2 separate regions of the Homo sapiens genome follow, and region 2 is linked to region 1. Evidence: chromatin loops called from intact Hi-C (ENCODE). Cell type or tissue: Calu3. All regions are shown on one strand. Links, peaks and the distances in the headings refer to the core of each region. The heading gives the core; the rest is flanking DNA.

Evidence for each region. Peaks named below come from ENCODE experiments on the same cell type or tissue, not always from the same donor. Only the 100,000 strongest peaks of a DNase experiment are listed, where the experiment ranks them.
Region 2: a loop joins it to region 1, with 2.3 times the contacts of the local background. A loop is called at or near these places in 2 of 110 quality-filtered maps.

Annotation. Positions count from the first base shown.
Region 1 is chr3:351,424-358,894 of GRCh38, reverse strand. CHL1 (cell adhesion molecule L1 like) reads right to left here. Exons shown (of 28, transcript NM_006614.4): 11 at 4,124-4,255. Among named protein-coding and RNA genes, the nearest start is that of CHL1-AS1, 31 kb to the left of the region's middle. In Calu3, for the core only: a CTCF peak has its summit at 4,356 (motif pointing right); a DNase peak (open chromatin) is centred at 4,344.
Region 2 is chr3:290,485-297,955 of GRCh38, reverse strand. The region is part of intron 2 of CHL1 (cell adhesion molecule L1 like); the gene reads right to left. Among named protein-coding and RNA genes, the nearest start is that of CHL1-AS1, 92 kb to the left of the region's middle. In Calu3, for the core only: no CTCF peak of the experiment used is centred there; a DNase peak (open chromatin) is centred at 3,725.

The DNA of each region.
Region 1 (7,471 bases), core at 1,344-6,343:
AAATTTTTAGTTTAAAGGACATTACAAGATTAATAATCAATCGAATTCTACTTTTCTGATTGTCTCTCCATTATACGAGATAATGACTATACTAAGCTTTAGGTTCTAGAAAACATGAATACTACATATTGAAATAAAAGACTTACACATCTTTTTCTGCCTAGGAGTCACAAATGAAGATTTTTTTCACTTGACTGTGAGCTCTCTAAGGGCAGGACCTGAGTGTGAGGTTGTGCAGTGTGTCCCCACTGCCCAAAGAGCAGCTACCAGAGAAAATCCAGCCAGTAAATACTTATTGGAATGACTTAAAATGTTAGGTTGGGTAACCTTTATTCCTGAAAGGCCCCTGTAAGTAGGCAAAACAATAGCCCCTGAAAGATGTACACGTTCTAAGTCCCAGAATGTATGACTTTGTTACTTTACATGGAAAAAAGGGACTTGCAGATGTGATTAAGATTAAGGACATTGAGGTAGGAAAATTATTTCCTACATCTGGATGACCCAAGTGGGCTCAATGTAATCACAAAGCTCCTGAAAATCAGAAGGCCCTCCTTGGCTATGGTCAGAGGGAAATGTGACCATGGAAGGATGGTCAGAGAGATGCAGTGTAGCTGGCTTTCAAAATGGCGGAAGGGAGCCAGGAATGTGGGCAGCCTGGAAAAGCTGGAAAAGGCAAACGAAGGAATGCTCTCCAAGCACTTCCAGGACATGGCACTGCTGACATTTTGATTTTAGCCAAGACTCGTGTTGGACTTTTACAGAAATGTAAAATAGTGTACATGCACTATTTTAAGACACTAAGTTTATGGTAATTTAATTTGTTACAGCAATGTTAGAAAACTAATACAATCCTGTTGAACAATTTATCACTTATTTCTTGCAAATTAGCAAGATGAGTAGCTCTTCCAAGTTTTTAAAGGCTAAACTCTTTAGGAATGCTGCAAAGCACTGAGTCTCTAATCCCACTCTTCACTTCCACACCCCACTCAGGGTCCTAAGACTTTCAGAGTTAACGCCATCCTCCCATTTAGTTCTCCTTATCCCGTCTGATCCATGCATGGCTCTGAATTAACACTGCATTACAAAAGTAAGAAATTAGACTATATAAATGATACTTTATTTAAGTAATTAAACATTGCTTAAATCTGCCTGTTGGCATGGGTATGGAAATTGTTGTGTATTGACAAAGGCTAACAGAAGCTCCCAGGATTCAAGAAGGCCAAGTCTTTATAAAACACACTAGTCCTGACATACTTCAGAAATTCTTTCTCAGTTTTGTCTTTGGTCAACCCTGTGAGAAATCATGCAATAAAATGGACGAAACTTCAGCTCTGGAGTTAATCCTTCCTGGGTTTAGTTCCTGGTTTTAAATGTACCTGGGTTGCATTCTCCAGTAAGTAATGTAACCTCTCTGAGTCTCAGTTGCCAATGGAGAATAATAGAATCTATTTTTCAAGCTGCTACGAGGTTCAGAAATATCATATGCAAAGCATGTGAAAAGGGTTAGTCCGATAATCAATAATAGCAATCATTTTGATTTAATTTTGAAATAACATGGGGAAAGGATATATAACCTCTAAAACTAAAATAAGCTTAAAGAGGTTTCAAATCCTCTAGCCAACACTCTGTCATCAAATATCCCAGCCTATAAAAGTTTACGACCTGTTTGCAGGGCAACAAGTAGAGCCAGGGCCAAAAGCTGTGAACAGAACACCGAGCTTGGATTCCAGCCACCTGGCTTTGGTTTGAAGTCTACCATTATTCAGCTGTGTGGTCTCGCATAAGTTTATTTTCAGCCTTGACCTCCTCATCCATTAACAAACCTATTGGCTCAATTTCAAAATAAATCCAGAAGCCAACCATGACTGCCACCAATCTAGCCCTGAGCGCAGAGCCTCTCAGATGGCCTCCTACCTAGTATCAATCACACAGTCCATTCTCCATTCAAAGGCCAGGAAAATACCTTGTAAAAATGTAAATTAGATTGTGTCACTCTTCTGCTTAAAATTCTCCAAGAGCTGCCTAGTGTATTCTCAAAATCCCAAGGCCCTACTTCGATGTTCATCTTTACCTGAGCTCTGGCCCCTTCCCCTGCTGGCGGATCTGGTGGCCTAGGGCTGCCCCTTGCACTCCCTCAGCTTCAGTCACACTCACCTCTTTTCTCCTCCTCAACACACCTCTCCACTGAGACAGCACTTTCCCTGCTATTTAGGTGGCTGACTTCCTCACTTCCTTCCCATCTCCACTCAAAGGTAAATTACCACAGGGGTCTTACTATTATGATCTTAAGATTGCAACTCTGGGTCCTGAACCTCTTTCAGGCACTGCCCTTACCCAGCTATTTTCTGCTTTATCACACCATAGCACACACTCATGTGTTATTTGTCTAATGGCAGGAGAGCAAGGATTCCATCCATTTTATTCACTGTTGTATATCTCAAGCATGAAGTCCAGTGCCGGGAACATAGAAAGTACCCCATAAATATTATTGAATGAACGAATCAGTTAAATATGAATAATAGCACCTCCTTTATAAAGTTCTTTTGAGGATTCTAAGTAATTTGTGAATGTCTTTTGTAAACAGCCAAATACCATCCAAATATAATATTTTATGATTTTGTGTTCCGGAGAATCTGCGTTCCTTACTTTTGTAACCTGAACATTCATTATAAACAAAAGTTGCTTTCATTTCCCTTCGTCTACCCAAAACCTCATTATTATTTTTCATTTTTTATTCTGTTCCCTAAAGAGATGAAGAGAAAAATCCCAAATCTGAAGATAGTTAATAATGAGGACTAAGGTTTCCTGAGTGTCTGTTATGGGAAAACAATACCAACCAACCATACCTTACGGGGGGCTGTTTTTGTGGCAGTCCCCGTGCTAAGCATTCTCTGCATGATGTTTCCTTTAATCCACAAAACAACCCCGTGAGTCAGTGTTATTTTTATCCCAATTTACTGATGAAGAAATGGGTTTGAAGAGGGTCAGTGATACTCCCCGTCACGCAGCTAGTAAGTGGTAGAGTCAGTATGCAAACCCAGGCAGTCTGGCTCCAGAGTTTATAAACCATCACAGTGCTCTACAGATGAATCACTGCCCTAGGCAGCTGGCCACATTTTTTTTCATTCAAGCACAACCAACCGCCACTATCTCCATTTTGCAGTTTAAAAAACGTAAGCTTGGGGAGATTCAGAAAACACCTCAAGATGAAACAGCTGGCAAGGTGCACATCCTAGACGGGACCCGAGGTCTGTTATCCACCAAGTGGCTCACCCTTGACTTGTGCAGGCCCCAGAGCAAAAGGACAAATGGAAGCCACTATCGTACCTGCTCTTAATTAAGCAATTGACACGTAAAAATATGTTCTATCCTTCTTCCTGAACAAGGACATCCAAAATAATCTGAGCTCTAGGTTCCAGTGGAAGATTTGGGGACTCCTTGGAGCTCTATGCTGAGCATGGTGAAATGGGGAGAGTTGGCCCTCAGTGCTGGGCCATTCCTGTCTTTCCCCGCCCAGCCCATTTGGAGTGGGCTCAGGGTGGACCGGGCATGGGGATTTTCAGGTCTTTGTGCTTGAGGTTGGTAGCAAATAGGCAGTAATGGGACCATGTTCAGACTTGGGATGCCTCCTTTTCCCTGAGGATGCTTTCAAATCATGGAGACAAGCGGGACCAGAGGGTGATCAGAGCAAGTCCCTTAAAAGGGCAGAGCCCAGGACAGGTGTTGCTGTTGCCTGAGCCTAAAGGAGGTCCTGACTTTGAACCTGTGCCCTCAGCTGCTAGGCTACTGTTCTGTTTCTTCTCAGGGACAGGAACAATAATTGGCTTTTTTCCTTGGATGCATCCTCTTTCTCATTCAATTTTCTTTTTAAAAATTAAAAATCTTTATTCTTATATATAATTTATAAGAGGGCACAGGCAGTATAAATATTATTTATGGCTCTTCCATGAATATCAAGTCTTAACAACCAAATTGCTTAGAAATAAACAATCTCTGATTTGCTGGTTGTATCTGTCCTGCTAATCCAACCACATACCAACTTCATTTTACACACGTCTGACCATCATTAATCCCGTCAAACCAGGGCCTTCAGCATTGCATTGCAATTGGTTTTTAAACTTACTGTCAACTGGGGAGCCATTGACTCTCCACTTGATTGTGGGTTGAGGTTCTCCTTCAGCCTCACATAACAAGATGCCATTGCTTCCGGTGCTATACACAGCACTCTGAGGCTTCTTTGTCCAGCGAGGAGGCTCTGGATGTAAAGTGAAGAGCTCATGAGAGATGTTATCTATGTCAAAAAGTCCAAAAATGTTAAGGCCTGTATTTCTACTTTGCACCAGCAGAGGGCAGACACCACAAAGGGTTTCATAGTAGCTCTTTTTGGTAAACTTGCTCTGCAAAGCAAGGTGGGAGCTGCTTTTGTGTTGTATGGTGTGTGTGTGTGTGTGTGTGTGTGTGCTTGTGTTTAATTTGGACTCAGCATGTATCATACATCAACATACTGAAAATAGTTATATACAACCATTTTATTTAGCTATACAAGTAGCTACCCCACTAGGAAAAAATGAGGGAAGAATAAGCAGATGGTGAGTTTATTTAGAGCTCACTACAGGTTATTTTCAAGCTGCAGCATGGCATCTAAAAAGGTGGATACACAAGAATTATATTGTAAGAATTTTAAAAATAAAACTAATTAAAATATTTAATGCTTATTTTGAATATTTCTTAGTGATCTTATAGCATTTATACATATAATCTACTTGAAAAATATTATTTCCTAGAGTTTTTTTGTAAGAGGGGAGAGAGAGAAGCCCAAAAGCAGTGTTTAGCTTTCTGCAGTCAAAACAATGCAGCAAAATATACCTTAAAATTACCTGTATCTTTCTATGCCCTAATGCTCCAGTGTAACAATACTACAAAGTATGTCAGAAACAGATGACACATTTTACTGGATTTCCATGTTTTTATAACTCTATGTTTTATAACTTCATGAATATTGCTATGTCAGGGGTAACTAAAAGGTTTAGATTAAAGTGTTGATGGTTTGGATAATTTGATTTCAGAGAAAATTGCACAAAACCTGCAGGTAGCAACTCCCATCAAGTGTAGTTTGGTTATTTCCCCAAAGATATTTTAGATTTCCATTTTTAGCTAAAAACGAAAGTCTTCAAAGATATATGTATGTATACAATGAAAAAATATCATTAAAATTTTTCTAAGTAAAGGAAGAAAAAGAGGATTATGTAAAAAGGAAAGAACTGTAAGTTCATCAGAGGAAACAAAAGTACACAACTAGCCTTGGCAAGTTCAAGTTCAAGTCCAAGTGAGATAAGTGCCTTTGTAATTACTCCACAGGGTGTGGACTTAATTGTTAAATTCCAAGTTAAATATCTGTATTCATAAGCTGTACTACCTGTAAATGTTTAGTCACTTGGTTTAAAATACACTAGTCCAAATTATAAACTGCGATCATTTTCTGAGGTGAAGGTTTATTTTTGTCTATTTTGCATTTTTTTAATGATATCCTTACTTTTTTTCTGGTTATTTTAATACAACCAATATAAAACTAAATATCTGTAAGTTAGAGAAAAATATTCCATGAACATGAACATTATGGCATATCATATTTATAATAGAAAATTACAACTATTGCTTTCAACGTATGCAGAAATAAAGAAAATCAAGCAATAATGATATTTCTGTAAATCTTCTTGAATAATTACTATTGCCATTAGGATATTTACTATTAGGACTATTAGTAATATTAGTATTACTGAAAGAGGTTCCAAATTATCACGTCATCCAATCCTTTCATCTTACAGACAGAGGGCTGAGCTTTGGAGAAGTTGCCTAACTTGCCCAGGCCCACCAGCAAAGGAAGCTCCAGTTCCTGTTCTCGCCATTCCACAGATAAATACACAGCAACTATGGATGAGCAGCATTTAGACTCTGAAGTCATGTGGTTTTTGTTTCTAATTTAGTGTTATCTTATGAATTTGTATCAAAGACAGGAAAGAAGGCCAGCCCAATTTATGCTTCCAAATCCAAGCTCCCCCAATATTTATCAACTGACTCAAGAAGTTCTGAGCATTCACTAGGCTTCCTCACTATACTTTACCTTAACCCTTCTTTATAAGCTTTCTTTATAATTGCTTGAAAATTTACTTTAATGCTTTTCATCCATTTCTCCTATAGAAGTAAGCTGGTCCTGAATCATGTAATATTGGGAGGGACTTGAGTCAAGCTTGTTCTGCTCAGAAACAGCTGCTTCTTGAGCCTTAAAACCAAAAATTCTGAGGAAAAATACCATCCTCATAGAAACCCATTCTTTTATCTATTATCCTAAGACATATGGTAACAGATGAAAATTGCTTATGTTGAAACTTTATGCATTTTCTCATAATTGTAAATACAAAAATAAGATGATAAATATTTCTCATGTTGCTGGAAACAGATGCAAATGTCTGAACATTGGGACTATATATTAAGCAAGCTAAATAGAGATGTTTATCACTAGGAAAAAAACAAAATAAAACAAACTTGGTACCTATAGAACATACAACACTGGTTATTTTTAGTAAAACTGTTTCTTCACAGGTTCTTATTAAAATCTATATTTTAATAAATCAAAACTTGTTAGGTTCAACAAAAATTGGATTTAATCGCAACATTTTAGAAATAGGTTTGTTATTTGAAAACAAGGATTTCTCAAGTATATTAATGACTGAGTTGCATTTGATTTTATGACAACCTTTGAAAATGCAAAAACATTTTGGATTATACTATGGCTCTATAATTACATATAAATGCTTTCCTATTTCACTTACTAAAATTCAAAGGCTTTAAATAATTCAAAAGTTGACAACATAAAAATTATTGGTGGGAGCTTATTTTTAAATAGTCTATTGAAATGTGATTGTGATTATATTTTGATTTCTGGATGTAGACTGTTTTAGATGTCACTATAATATATCTCTTTTTATTGAATGTGTAATTAATCATATCTTAGATATTTAGAATATACAGTTGTACCTAGTCAAGACATCCTGGCTGCTTTTGCTCATACATATTATAGGATTTGAAGTGCAGTCTGATTTTATATTTAGGATGTTGCAACCTAAATTACAAGCTCATAGTATTTGATTATATTATGTTTGGTAATAGGAAAGACATTGCACATACAGAAAGAATCCAATCGAATCCATGATTTTACTTAAGCACAATGGGTGTTTTCAGAATGGAGTAGATTTTCAAAATATACAATAGCATTGCTATTTTCTCACATGGCAAATCCTTATTATTTAATGTGGGCTTCTAAAAAAGAGACAAAAAAGGAAAAGGAGAGGGTGCAGGAAGGCAGAAAAAATTGAATAAACACGAGCTCATCCATCCAGATGATTAACAAAGTTTTTATTTATTACCTCCACACTTTAGAAAAAAAAGTAAAGACTTCTTAAGCTCAATTTGT
Region 2 (7,471 bases), core at 1,640-6,639, 61 kb after region 1:
AGACCTATGGAGTTCATTTGTATTTTGAAGCCTTATCCAGCTCTATAATCCCCAGCCCACTGAGATGGCCCAGATAACATTTCCTGCATCAGGGTAAAGAGTTCACAATATTAAAATCAGTTTGGCTTCCTGTTGTTAACCAAGGGTCTGTTTTTTCAATACTGCAGAGATGAGGCAAGAACGGAGCTCTCTTTGAAGCTAACAAAAGCTTAAGCTCAGATCATCTCCATGGGATACAAAGCAAACCCAGAGAGAAGTAGCAGCCAAATGGTATTTGAAGTGTTCTATCAGGACAAGTACTTCCGTAATACAACCATTCATTCATTATTTGATATGGCTTTGTTCTCTCTTCACGGTGTTTGAAGTATTGTATGATTTTAAAATATAATATGTTGTATACTCCATTGATTAAAAATAGCAATATTCTTTGAGAATTACTATGATATTTGTTCATATCCTATTGAAAGACATTTATAATTTGGAGATCAATGTTACTCACAAATCTCATTTTACATTAAACCTGCCAATAATGCCAAAATAGTCTAATGGGCAAAAGAGAGCAACTGCAGCAATAATACCAATAATAATAGCATTTTAATTTTCTCTCCACAAATTACGCTTTTCTGACCCCTTCTCTTTCCCTGTTCTTGCATCTGTGTCCCTCTATGTTCCTTTCTCTCATGATCTCTCTACTTATCCCTTATATTTATTTTATTTTATTTATTTTCTTAAGACGAGGTCTCACTTTGTCACACAGGTTGAAGTGTAGTAGTGTGATCACAGCTCTCTGAAGCCTCCATCTCCCCGACTCAAGCAATCCTCCCACCTCTGCCTCCCGAGCAGCTGGGACTACAGGTGCGCACCACCATGCCTGGCTATCTCTCCCTTGTATTATCTCCCCATCCTCTAACTAATTCTCTGTTCTAATCCCTTTCCTTTGTACCTCTCCTATCTGTCCTCTCCTCACATACAAACTCAGGATGTCCCCACTCTTCTTTCTGTTGCTTGTTTTGCACATTCTCTCCCTCCCACTCTTCCTATCTCTCTAATCTGTCTCCCTGACTTCACTATGTAGTTTGCTGATATAATTACATGCACATATATTCCAACAAACCTAAAGAAATATATAAACATTGGTTTAACTCTTCTCCTCTGATTCAAGTCTATATTTTCCCCCTTACAGTGTTTTGTTTATATAAATATATAAAACTGGATACAATGTCTGCCTTCCACTTCTTTCCATTTTAAAAATAACTTCCCCTCATTTTTCCCAAGTGCAGGCTCATGACCTAAGCTGGGGCATCCATACCATCTAACCTTCAGGCTGCTGCAATGAGTCCAAAATGTGACCCAAGTGTGGATAGTCACAGTGATTCCTTGAGAATTTCCAAAGCCTCTTTTCCTCTGTGGTCATGAAACTATGAAAGCATGAGTTAGAAAGTGCCGACGACCGTGGTTCTAAATTCATGAAGAGGTCAGTGACAAATAATAAAGAAGTGATTACAAAGGGAAGAAAAAAAAGCATGAGAGAAAGGCGACAGGATTTATATCCTAATATCAGGTATCCCTAAGGCCAGTCCCACCTGTATTTTCACAGAATTTTGGTATATAAAATAGTAAATTCCATTTGTATTAGGTAGCTTGAGTTCAGTTTTTATTACTTGCAACAAGTCTTAATTTCGATGAACGATATAAAAATCTGTATATGGAGGATAGGTCTTAACTGAATGATAGGCCAGGAATAATCACCAATGTAGAGGAAAGGCAAGTATCTACTAAGTGCGTACGGGATATTAAAATGAAGTTTCAGCTGATGCACCAAGAGACTCAAGCAGTATATTCCAAAGAATGTGCTAAACATTGCATTCACTAAGAAGGGGTCTGAACTCCTCACCACATCAAAAATATAAAGCAATCAGTAGTTAGGATGGAATTACAGGAGTATTTTTTTTTTGAGAGGGAGTTGTACTATAGTTCCCAAATTTCCTCAGGAAGAAGGGGCACCAAGGTTCTCTCTTCCGAATTCAAAATGAGAGACTTAGACTTTGCACATGATTGTTTAGATCTGTGTACACTCAATCGTCGCTTAAAACATAAGCCTGGCAACGGAGCAACCCTGCTCACTGGACAGGCTGTCCAGCATTTGTTAACTTGCATATAGTTAATAGTAACGGAAGTACAAAAGAAAAGCCACAGCCATTGCTTGACTTTATCAGTCCTCTTCCTGTGCTTAGAAAATTGTGTTTAATTGTCATTAGGACACTTCCCATTCAAATTACATATCCAAAAGCAGAGAACTGACCCTTCACTGTTTTAGAGTGGTGCTAACTTTCCTTTGCATTTTTATTTGAGAACTCTGACAGAGATGGATGACTAAGAACAGAAGAAAAAAAAAGAGTTACTTCCAAAGAACGAAACATTTTATCATTTTGCATCCATGACCTCTTTCTTAACATCATTTCATGTTACTTTTTAATGTGCCTTTGTTTGTTGTTGCTCTGATGATTGTATCACTTTTATTTAAGTCTTATCCATGTTAATCCTTCTCCTATTCAGTGCTTTTGGCCATTAGTCAAAGGGTAAGCAATGTTTAAGCAGCTGCTTCTTCTGTGGCTTCGGGACACTAGAAACTCTCCTAATTAAATACTATGTGCTCTCTGGCTTCTTCCTTGGCCTTTTTGGTTCTGTGACTGTTCGTGTAAAGAAAATAATTTTGCCTTTTATCACTCTAACAGGCCCTCTGAAGAAATGTGAAATCAGCTCCTTCCCTAAATTTTGTTAGTTTTTTTGGGAGGGGGATTGGGAGGCAGATTGTGCCTTACAAACAGAAACGACCCAGTAGACTCCTGTTTATGGCTACACAAAAGAAGGAGGCAAAGAAAGAAAAGAAACAAAGGAAGAAAGGAAGAGGAGAAGGAGAAAGGGAGGGCAAGAAAACAAAGTTTAATCTCTCTACAAATTATTACCATTTTAATAAGTATAATTTCAATAATAAGTAATATAAGCTATCTTAGAACAGCATTATAGTGTCTGGCACATAGTAAACATTCAATAAATATTTGTTAAATGAATAAAAGGAATAAATTAATGACATGTAACTATGCCAATTAGGCATGTATTGCCATGCATTCTCACTGGTGAATAGCTCAAAATCTGAATTGTGGTCGACCGCAGTTTTGAAGGTCAAGAGGTATTCTACCCTGGGATGTGATGAATCAAACTTACTAATTATATTGACTATATTAGTTTCCATTTTTTGTTATGGGCATGCCTGTACTGTTACTAATATAATAATTCTATATTTGGAAAAAAAAGGAATATTTTAGAAGGGTTTAGTGAATGACTACCTTTCATAATCTAGGAACAATAGTGAATGTGGAAAAAAAGAAAATGATAAGATTTTTCTCTCAGACAACACACATTGTGAGGGATCTTGGTATAACCTGTTTGTGGTTACCGTTTTAAGACTCACAGTCAACGTAATCTGAGCTTGTTTAAACATGTACAATTAAATAATATTACATGGGTAACTTGGGAAGGTCCTGATTAATTTACCTTCCTCGTTAACTCAATGAACTCAGAAACAACCCCCTTGATTCTAGTACGTATGTAGGTATGTACGTACCTATTTATTTTGAGACAAGAGTCTTGCTCTGTCACCCAGACTGGAGAGCAGTGGTGTAATCATGACTCACTGCATCCTCGACCTCCCAGGCTCAAGTGATTCTCCAACCTCACCCTCCTGAGTAGCCGAGACTGCAGGTGCCTGCCACCACACCCAGCTAATTTTTGAATTTTGTATAGAGACAGGGTTTCGTCATGTTGCCCAGTCTGGTCTTGAACTCCTAGGCTCAACCGATCTGCCTGCCTCGGCCTCCCAAAGTGCTTAGAACACAGGTGTGAGCCACTGCTCCCAGCCTGTAACCTTTATTTTAAAAATCTAAGGTGGATGGGTCACCTGAAGTCAGGAGTTTGAGATTAACCTGGCCAACACAGTGAAGCCTGTCTCTACAAAAAAATTCAAAAATTAGCTGGGTGTGGTGGCAACTGCCTGTAATCCCAGCTACTCAGGAGGCTGAGGCAGGAGAATTGCTTGAACCCCAGAGGCTGAGTGACAGAGCAAGACTCCATCTCAAAAAAAAAAAAAAAATCTTCTCCAGCCTTTCCACAAAATAGCATTAAGAATCACAATTTAACACACATAAGTAAATGTATCCAATATGTCTTCAGGTTACAGTGGCTCACAATCATCATTTGGAATCTTTGACAGAACAAAAGTGAAAGTTGCAGGAAACTGGGTAGTATCTTATCAAACATTAGAACGTATGACGCTGGGTCTTTGATTTCTAAATAAATGTTCCATATGTATTCTTTTTGTTTATTTTATATTTGCTCCTTTTTCTCAGAAATACAGGGGGAAAGATTCAATTAGGGTTTTTTTAAAATTTTTTTTGATGGAGTGTCACTCTGTGGCCCAGGCTGGAGTGCAGTGGCTCGATCTCTCAGCCCACTGCAACCTTCACCTCCCCGGTTGAAGCGATTCTTGTGCTACAGCCTCCAGAGTAGCTGGGACTACAGGCACCTGCCATCATGCCCGGCTAATTTTTTGTATTTTTAGTAGAGACAAGTTTTCCCCATGTTGGCAAGGCTGGTCTCAAACTCCTGGCCTCAAGAGAACCATCCACCTCGGCCTCCCAAAGTGCTAGGATTACAAGCATGAGCCGCTGCACTCAGCCACAAGTTTTTTTTGTAGTTTATTCCTCAGCATTCTAAATTTGAATGAATGCATAAATCATTTATTATTTAAAGGAAAGACTTGATTTTTATAAACTAACCTGAAGCACTGTGCTATATCTATGTATTTATATCCAAATAACTGTTCGATAAACATTAATTTGGTTTTTGTGTAAAAATCATGAGTTACTGGGTAAACCCATGTGTTGGCTTAATACAAATCAATAAAAAGCTTCGGTAGTTCACTTGGTGATACAGCTTGGATATCTGTCTCAACCACATCTCCTGTTGAAACGTACTCCCTGATTTTGGAGGTGGTGCCTGGTAGGAGGTATCTGGGTGATGCGGGTAGATCCCTCATGGCTGGGTGCTGTCCATGATAGTGAGTTCTCTTGAGATCTGGTTGTTTAGAAGCGTGTGGCGCCTCCCCCACTCTCTCCCTCTTGCTCCTGCTCTGGCCATGTGACGTGCCTGCTTCCGCTTCACCTTCCACCATGAGTAAAAGCTCCCTGTGGCTTCCCCAGAAGCTGAGCGGTGCCATGGTTGTAGACTGCAGAACCATGAGCCAACTAACCTCTTTTCTTTATAAATTACTAAGTCTCGGGTATTCCTTTATAGCAATACAAGAACAGCTCAACACACTTGTGAATAAGATAGCAATTTTTGCCCCCAATAAGATTTACCTACTGTGGTGTGGTGAATCCAACTTACTAATTATATTGGCTATATTAATTTCCACCAGTGGTCTTGTAGACACTGTTTCCAATATAACAATTTTTATTTAAAAAGAGGACTTACTGAATGACTATAAAACCTGATTCTTGCTTTCCATAAGTAAAAATACTAAAAGGAAATATGTGGGAAAGTCAAGTAAAGCTTTGTGATTAAATATGTGCAGACAGCACAGCTAGCCCCTCAGTGCCTAAACAGATTAGCCCCATTCAAGCAGTAGTTGCCCTGTTTGCAGAAACAACACAGCCTTTGGCAGTTTTGACTTAATGCATCTGTAATGAAAACAATACGTCTACCATTTAGATATTTTTATAAGATTTGAAACACAGAGTCAGCATTTCTAAGGAGTCAATTTGTGAGGAACACTTTTATGACTTCTAGAGCTTGTACAGAGCAGCAAAGAACAAGACACAAATAATAGGCGGTTTCTAACACTCTGAAACGTGCAAGAGGAATCGTTTCCACCTTTTCTTTCTCCTGGTTAGTGCTGACATCAAAATGAACATTTGAATTTCAGGGTGAGCATAAGTCCTGCCTTAGAAGGGATATTTCCAAACACACAAAGGTTATATTTATAAGCTGAGCTGCAAAAGACAATTTTTCTGCTGTGAGACTCGACAGGACCAGCCTAGTCAGCAGGATTTTAAAATCCTTCTGCAGACATATGTTAGCCAAGTTACTGGACTGGTCCAAGGCTCATTACATCTGCTGACAATCATTTTGAACAAGTATAAACCAAACACTTCTGAGTCTACCAGTGCAAATATGGGTCAGTCAGTATTTTAAAAAAATGAGAAAAAAAATGACCTCTAAAAATCTCTTATTTGGAGAGTAATAGTATGTATTTAATGAGAAATAACAATGTATAGGAAAATTTATTACTTGCCTGCTTATATGAACCAAATTACTTACTTTGTAGGTTTTATATCAGTGATCCTAAAAATACTATTATTGGAAAGCCAAGTAAGGCCAGAGTGATCAGGCTTCTTTATACTGGACATCTAATTCCTTCTGAGGTTAAAAAAAAGAAAAAGAAAAAGAAAAGAAAAGAAGAGAAAAGAAAAAATAAAACTAAAATCAATCTGAGAAAAATTGTATAATAAAACTTACCCAATATGTTTTTTAAGTGACTACAATGATGAAAAGACCTGGGTAGAATACATTTGCAATAATAAGGAAATATAGTAATGCTAATATATATGACATCATTATGAGTTTAAGTTTTGTGTCTCCAGGATAAATAAATTCAAAAGGTTTTCCCCCTTATTAATAGCAAAATTAACATAGTTCCTTTTTGTTAACCAACCTCTTCCTCTTTACCTTGCATTACAAGAGATACTAGTTCACTACTCATAATGAAATACAAATATTAAACAGGCAACCCTGGTTTACAGCAAAAAAGTCCTATATTAATGTTTTGAACTATACAATATTATTTATAAATTAATTTCAATGACTATGTTATTAAGCAAAATTAAAATCCTCAAAATAGAAAATAAACAATTTGGTGGTTTTAACTTTTTTTCTTTTTCTTTCTTTCTTTTTTTTTTTTTTGAGACAGAGTCTCATTCTATTGCCCAAGCTGGAGTGCAGTGGTACATTCTCTGCTCACCACAACCTCTGTCTCCCGGGTTCAAGCAATTCTCCTGCCTCAGCCTCCCAAGTAGCTGGGATTACAGGTGTGTGCCACCACACCTGGCTAATTAAAATAGACAACTTTTTGTGTGTGATTACAGCTCCAATCACCTTATTGCCATCTGATGTTCTCAGCAATTCCATAAAGTTCCAAATGAGGAAAGGGGTTTATGCATTCTTTCAACAAGCATTAACTGAATGCCTACTGTACTCTAGGAACAGGGCCAGGGTCAGAAGTAGAGAGTGATGAAGACATAGTTTCATCCTAAATTATGTTAGTCAGGCATGACTAATTAGAATTTGTCATTCAATTAAGCAAACAGAAATCAAGAGATGGAAGAAAATACTAAACCCAGGTCTTTCATTGGCT